3 separate regions of the Homo sapiens genome follow, and regions 2 and 3 are each linked to region 1. A link is a loop called in an ENCODE intact Hi-C map of the cell type or tissue named here. Cell type or tissue: heart left ventricle. All regions are shown on one strand.

What was found. Peaks named below come from ENCODE experiments on the same cell type or tissue, not always from the same donor. Only the 100,000 strongest peaks of a DNase experiment are listed, where the experiment ranks them.
Region 2: it touches region 1 in a loop (3-fold over the local background); 1 of 110 quality-filtered maps calls a loop at or near these places.
Region 3: a loop joins it to region 1, with 4 times the contacts of the local background. A loop is called at or near these places in 1 of 110 quality-filtered maps.

Annotation. Positions count from the first base shown.
Region 1 is chr9:135,406,540-135,409,039 of GRCh38, reverse strand. No RefSeq gene overlaps it. Among named protein-coding and RNA genes, the nearest start is that of PPP1R26-AS1, 64 kb to the left of the region's middle. In heart left ventricle, no CTCF peak of the experiment used is centred here; no DNase peak of the experiment used is centred here; H3K27me3 peaks cover 1,450 bases.
Region 2 is chr9:135,220,014-135,222,513 of GRCh38, reverse strand. No RefSeq gene overlaps it. Among named protein-coding and RNA genes, the nearest start is that of LINC02907, 120 kb to the left of the region's middle. RefSeq lists enhancers at 329-398, 2,059-2,500. In heart left ventricle, no CTCF peak of the experiment used is centred here; DNase peaks (open chromatin) are centred at 493 and 1,183; H3K27me3 peaks cover 2,500 bases.
Region 3 is chr9:135,274,272-135,276,771 of GRCh38, reverse strand. No RefSeq gene overlaps it. Among named protein-coding and RNA genes, the nearest start is that of LINC02907, 68 kb to the left of the region's middle. In heart left ventricle, no CTCF peak of the experiment used is centred here; a DNase peak (open chromatin) is centred at 997.

The DNA.
Region 1 (2,500 bases):
CCCTGGGCCCCTTCACACCTGCTGGCCCACCGCCAGCTTCCTTTGCACCCTTCCCAGGATGTTCTTCTGGCTGGTTTAGGTGGCATAGCACAATGTCTGGGGCTGCAGAGCTGGGCCTTGAATATCAGTTCTATGACTTATCAGCTGTGTGACTTTGACTACGTTGCTCAACCTCTCTGGGTCCCAGTTTCCTCAGATGGAGAATGGTGTAATGAATGAACACCTGTAAAAGTGCTGGTGCCTGTGAACTATCACCCTTCCTCTTCCCTGTGTTGCACAGGACGTACGGGACTCGGCAGTGGTGGTGGAGAAAGCCACCAGACCCAGGCATTCACTCAGCTCAGCTTCTGGTGGCAGACACGGGTGGCACCTACACTCAGTCACCACAACCCCTCTTCCTTGGTAACAAACTTGGGGTGTGAGTGGATCTTCATTCCCAGGGTTAGTGACCCCCAAGCGGATGAATCCAGCGCACCTTGGAGTCTTACCTTCCCAGCTTGGAGCTGGTTTAGGCACGGCATGTGAGGCGGTTCTGCGGGAGGGGTCTGAAGCCAGTTGATAACAGCAGCTTCTAGGGAAGGCTTTCTTGTTTTTCAAAGAGATTCCAGGAAGAGTCTCTCCTTCTTTTGCTGGGCATTGCTGGGTCTGGGTGGGATTCCTGGGGCTGTGGCAGTTGTTTTGTAGCCTTGAGGAGCATCAGCCTGAACCCCAGAATGGCCAGGAGGACAGAGGTGGAAGTGGCCAGGCAGCCAATTGCACTGGCTGGGGCCTTTCATGATTCTCGGAAGCAAATATTCCTTTTGCTTTCAGTGGGGTTTTTTTGCAATGAGTGGGGGTTTTCGCAATGCATTGGAAGGGCCTCTCCCTGACACTGTTCTCCTGCTGGGGCATTGGACACCTTGCTCTATGTGAACTTCTCCTGAGCCACCTGCTCTTAGCCCAGAGGACGAGGTCCAAGCTCCTTCAGTGCTCAGCGCACTCACTTGACTCTGGAGCATCTCAGGATCTCCCCAGCCCACTCCCTGCCATGATGCTCATGGTCTGTAGGATTCTTGCTTTTCTCTCTTAGTGTCCCATCCTCTACTGAACTGCTGGGTGAGGGTGGGTAAGATTTTAAAAATAAAATACATAATCTCTAACTATAAAAGGGAGATGTTTCAACGTGAAGATATTGAAATTAAGAAGTTCTATTCACTGGAGACAAATTCAAAAGAACAAAAAGACAAGCTATGAACTGAGAGAAAGTATTCTCATCATAAATATTAATAATTGACAAAGGATTAGTAGCCTGCATATATAAAGAGCATTTGCAGATCAGTGAGAAAATGACATACAACCCAGTAGCAAATGGCGAAATAAATGAGCAGGCATCTCACATAAGAGAGAAGCTGGATGCCTGATAGCACCCCAGAGGGGCTCAGCCTTGGCAGGGATCAGGAAGCCAAATGAGGAGACCCCACTGTGGGTCTCCAGGTGCAGGGCAACTCCATCTTAGATCCGACAGTCACACTGAGTGATGGATGGGAGTGGAGTCTTTAGGACTTCCTGTTCTGTATGAAGGGTAAATTTGAGCAGTTGCTTTGGAAAAATTTGGGCTCATTTGTAAAGTTCACCTGGGTCTCCAGGTGCAGGGCAACTTCATCTTAGATCCCACAGTCACACTGAGTGATGGATGGGACTGGGGTCTTTAGGACCTCCTGTTATATATGAAGGGTAAATTTGAGCAGTTGTTTTGGAAAAAATTAGGCTCATTTGTAAAGTTCAACATCCACAGGCTCCAAAGCCCAACGTACCCCAGGACACAGATTGTGCAAATGCCAGAGATGCCCCAAAGTACGCCGGTAGAAGGTGGGCAGGTGTATTCACGCTGCAGAGTAGTACACAGCATGGATGTGCTGTGGGCACAGATGCTCTGGAGTTCAAGTCTGTGACAGCAGAAAAGTCAAGCTCCAAATGCAACATACAGCAGGATCAGTAGAAAAACAACTGAAATGAAACAATGTGGGACTTAAGTACACATTTAAATGCAATAAAATGAAAGTCAAAGGAATCCAATAAGCATGGAATTCAGGCTTGTGTTTGCTCTGGGGTGGTGGGGAAGGCAGGAGGATGGGATAGGAGAGAATGCACAGTTAATGCTTTCATTCTTGGGTTTGGGGCATAGGGGTATTCATTTTATTATTATTATTAATTACTATTTGAGACAGGGTCTTGCTCTGTTGCCCAGGATGGAGTACAGTGGTGCAATCACTGCTCACTGTAGCCTTGACCTCCTGGGCTCAAAAGATTCTCCCACTTCAGCCTCCCAACTAGCTGGGACAACAGACGTGCACCACCACTTCTGGCTAATTTTTATTTTTCCATTTTTTTTTGTAGAGATGGGGTCTTGCTATGTTGCCCAGGTTGGTCTTGAACTCCTGGGCTCAAGGGATCCTCCCTCCTTGGCTTCCCAAAGTGTTGGGATTACAGGGCTTGAGCCAGTGTGCCTGGCCCATTTTAT
Region 2 (2,500 bases), 190 kb after region 1:
CGCTAACTTGTTTCCTGTCTCAGGCCAGTGGCCCCCAGGGGCCCAGTACTGTGGCTGGAACCTCGCTCCCTGCAGGAGGCCTGGCCCTGTGGGAGGCAGGGCTACTCAGGTGCACCTTGTGGCGGTAACCTAGGAGACAGCCTGACTCCCAGGCTGCTGTGGAGTGAGGGCTGGAATTCCCCACCACACCTGGCCCTGGAGTGGTCTGGGGCATCTCCCCTGGGAATGCTCACCTCGTGCCCCCAGGAGAGGGGGCAGGATGGGAAGGACTGGGCGAGTCAGCCCCTCTGCCACCCCTGCTGGTGGCTGGTGGCCCCGCATCTGCTCCCTGCGAGCTGCCGGTGCCTCAGGGCTGTCTGTGTCCCACCAAACATTAGGGTCAGCGCTCTCCTGGGGAGGGTCTGGCTTTCTCCTCCAAGCCTAGTTCCAGGGTCAGCCTTGTAAGGCCCAGGGCCGAAGCTCCGGCGTCCCAACTGGGGGAGGGAGAGCACAGCCCAGGGCAGTGCAAGGACAGTCTGACGCCCACAGACTCCCTGGGTTCTGGCTCCAGGGCCCCCCACACATGGAGTGAGACCCGGTCCCAGGAGCCATCAGTGTGTCTGGAGGGAGCAAGGTGCCTCCTCCAAAGTCCTCCCTCGCCTCCCAGGGCAGGAATGCTTGTGTCACACAGGCCGGGTGGGTTTCAAACAACAGGTACAAGAATAGCAATATGTATTGAGGCTTCCTCAGTGCGTTTCCACCTACTGATTCAGTTCTCACACCCACCCCGGGCGGGAGGAGCTATTGTTATTTCCGGGCTCAGAGAGGTCAGGGACGTGGCCCAAGGGGCAACAGCCAACAAGGGGAAGAGCTGGGATTCGAGCCTAGGACACCTGTTTCCAGGGTTTTGACTGTCCACAGCCAGACCCACTGTCCCCACTGGACTTGTGCCAAAGCCAGTAGTGACTGGGCCCCTTCCACAGGGATTTCATTAATCCCCATGGTCACCCTTGGAGGCTGAGTCACAATCTCCACTTGGAGACACACCAAGGGTCTGTAACATGGCTGCAGCCACAGGCACGCCATCTTTGGGCACCTAACATCCGTCCCTCCTCAGCAGGCCTGGCTGTCCTGACAGAGGCCAGATCCTCGCTGGCCTCAAGGCCCGTGCCATCACTGCCCACCACGGCCCTGGCCATTCTCCCACCCTTGTGGTCCCCCAGTGGTCCAGGTGCCCTCCTACTGTGGGCTTCACAGACACCATTCCCACCCCAGCTCACCCGCCGGGGATTGCCCGCTGTGTCCTCTCAGCTCAGCACCTCTTGCAGATTTCAGTTCCAAGGGGCCTTCCTGCACTGCCTTTTGGGGGTGGGCCGCACCCCACACAGGAAGCCCCAGATCTCCCTCCGGTGTGTGGGTGCCTGGAGTGCTTTCCACCACGAGGGTGGGCTCCCGGAAGGCCCAGGGCCATCCTGCTCGAGTTACAGCTCCCACGTCTCTGCCCTGCCTGGTGCCATTCTTCTTCCACGGGAGAATGCATGGAAGCCAGGTGCCAGCTCAGGACGGCACCTCCTCTGCCAGCCCGCGAGAGAGCTGTGCTTTTCGTTTCAGATACAAAGCCAGGTCCAGAGAGGGTCAGAGACTTCCCGGTGGCCTCACAGCTCGTAGAGGCTGAGCCAGGTTGACCCAGGTCCACGAGGTGTTGGACTGGGGCTCCGGACATCACCTTCCAGCTCAGACACCTCGCGTCTGTACCCTGTGGACTGAGCAACCAGGGGAAACAGAGGCAGTAGATCCTCCTCCTTCCTCACTCGCAGCAGGTGACAGGTTTGGGTCCAGTGGTGCTGGATCTGGGCCAGCTGCGGATTTGCTCCCCACCATTCCATCAGTAGCCCATAAGAAGGGCCCATGGAGGCAGCTAAGATCGCCCCCAGCAGCCCTGCTGTCCACCTGCCCTCACCTCCAGCTCCGCCCCCCAGGTGGACCTTCCAGACCCAGGAATGATTCTGGCTGTGGCCTTTAGGATGCCCTGGTCAGAGCATGGGGAACTGGCATCCAATGGCAGACAGGGGCTATCTCAGGACCCTCAGGTGCTGGGATGGTGGCTCCTGAGGGTGGGTCAGAGGGCCTGTGTCTCGGTACTGCCCCCTTCCCCGCAGAGGCTGAAATCTGCAGGGAATCCACCCTGTTTCATGGCTTTTCTGCTCCCATATGCCATGCGCAGAGTGTGGACATCAGTCTGTGGGACCTGGGCTCTCTCCAGTCACTCATGGTGGCAGATGGGGAAAGTCATTCATTCATTCACTCATTCATTCATTCCCGAGGGCCAATTTCACACTTTTCGGGGTGCGGCACCACCTTTTGGGTAAGCGGTGAATGTTCCGTGGATGCCGACTTACCGAGCTTCGGGCTGGTTTTGTTTTCTAAGTTCTAGGTGTGGCAGTGAAAGGAGCCCCTTTCCCATGGTTTTGGGCCTGGATGTCGGGCAGAGAAGAGGAGGGGCGCTGGGGTGCCGCCAGGC
Region 3 (2,500 bases), 130 kb after region 1:
TTTGAAGCCACCAGGTGTTGGGACCTGTTGCAGCTGCAATGGGAGCAGGAGGAGGGGGATCCGGGGGTCCGGAGTGCACCAGGAGGGGGGGCGTGTCACGTGACATGGAGGGTGGTGGGGCCAGATCCGTGGACCTTGTCAGATGTTTCCGAGCAGCAGGTGGCCTGATACAGATTGAAGGACAGAGGGCTGGTTTGCCGACTACACGTGGCAAGAGTGGAAGCAGGGGGCCAATGGGGCCATGGCTGCACCCAGGAAAAGGGGACGCTGGCGGCCTGGCCCAGGGGCTGTGGTGGGCTGGTGGGTGACGTGTTTTAAAGGCCTAGCTCCGAGGGCACCTTGACCAATTGTCTGTGTGGCAGGAGGTTGGAGGGGTTGGGAGGTTTCTGCAAGGACTCCCAGCCCTTTGATGTGAGCATTCCAGAGATGGGACACTAGAGCATGAAAGAGCAGGACTGAGCGTGGCTATGGGGTTGAAGGAGGATCCACACGGGTTCTGCCTTGTTCTCGTCACTGAGGCACCTGGGGTGTTCTCAGGTGGAGGCCTCTAGGAGGAGCGAGGGGCTGAGGAAGCCCGGGCTGGGGACATTTTTAGATTAGGAAGCCTTTAGCAAATAGGTTGTATTTGAAGAGGCGGGAACAGGTGAGCTGTCCAGGGAGAGAGGATGGCTGAAGGCAGAGCCCTGGAGACTGCCCTTGTTAGGGAGGCCAGGGAGGGACGAGGAGCCAGCCAGGGGACTTAGAAAGGGCCTCTACTGAAATAAGAGAGAAATCCAGAGAGCTGGGACAAGCGCCTTCTGGTCCCCAATACAGCTGTGACGCCAAGTGCCCTCCCTCCAGAGCCGAGACGGTCTCTGGCATGATACATTGTGTTTTCCAGGCGTCACCTGCCAGGACATCTGGCTGGGAGCTGTGTCCTCACCCAGGAGTGGTGCTCCAAGCCAGTTAAGCCAGCAGGTCTGGGCTTTCCATGAAAGTGCTGGAAGTGTGTGTTCTGGCAACGCCGTCGCTGCCAAGTCATGCCTGGGAGAACAAGTCCTGGCACTTCCTCCTCAGGCCTGCAGGAAGGCCACTCGCTGGTCTCACCTCCTGCCAAGCGTAGATGGCAGCTTACACCCTTCACCCACCATGAACAGTGAGAAGCGGCGTTGCCCATGGTGAAGGCTCCCACTCCGGATGGCGTGCCAGGGTCCCCAGGGGACCAGGCTTGCTCTTCTTTCCAGTTCTGAAACCCTCGATTCTCCTGGTTATTTCCTCCATGAGCCTGCAAGTATCTGAGGGCAGGGCCCCGGCCCAGAGGAGGACACAGGGAGGTGGATCCAGGGGACGGAGGAGCAGGAAATGGAGCTACCAGTTTTTTGACCCTTGCTGTGTTCAGGTCACTGATGGCCGTTCCCCTGGACTCTGTCCTGGCAGGCTCAGGACAACCGGAGGACGGGCACACTGCTCTTTCCCCACTCTGCAGATGAGGACATGGAAAGAGGAAAGAGGTGGCTTGGCCAAGCTCACATAGCCAGCCAGTGGTGGAGGTGAGCACAAGTCCCAGGCTGTCCCCTCCAAACCCTGGGTGAGGATCTGTGCAGGCAGACGTGAGGGTAGGTAAGTGCAGGACCCGCAGAGCAGAGGAAAATGAACCAAGACGGCTTTCTGCCAGCGTTCACTCTGTCCAGGTGTGTTAGTCAGGGTTTTCCAGAGAAGTGAGAGAAGCAGAATGGTAGGAGATGTATAAAGGAGATTGACTGATATGGGACTCTGCTCATGTCACTCTGGAGGCTGAGAAGCCCCACCCTAGACTGCCTGCAGGCTGGAGGCCTGGGAAAGCTGGGGTCCAGTTCCAATCCGAGTCCCAAAGCCCCAGAAGCCGAGGAGCCAATGGCATCAGCCCCAGCCCAGGGGCTGTACCAGAGCAGTGTCCCAGACCAGCCAGCAGGCAGGAGGAGAGAGGGCACGTTCCTCCTGCCCCAGCCATTTTGCTCTATTCAGGCCCTTGTAGATTGGATGAGGCCCACCCGTACTGAGTCTACAGGCACAGATGGCCAGCCTCATCTGAAAACACCCCACAGGCACATTCAGAAACCAAGTTTAACCTGGGCACCTTATGGTCAGTCAAACTGATATAAAATTAACCATCACACCAGGGCAGCCGCTAGCCTTGTCCCTGCATAGAGCTTCACAAGCCTTTGTCTGGCTGTGCTAGGTGCTCCAGCCTACAGGCATTAGTAGGCATCTACGTGGACCAACCCCTTTGTTTGTGGGTGTGTATATGGACCAGTTTCTTTGTTTGTGGGTGTGTATATGGACCAGCCCCTTTGTTCATAGGCATGTATATGGACCAGCCCCTTTGTTCATACGCATGTATGTGGACCAGCCCCTTTGTTCATGCCAGTGTACATGGACCAGCCCCTTTGTTCATGCATGTGTATATGGACCAGCCCCTTTTTTCGTAGACATCTATCTGGACCATCCCCTTTGTGGGCGTGTACATGGACCAGTCACTTTG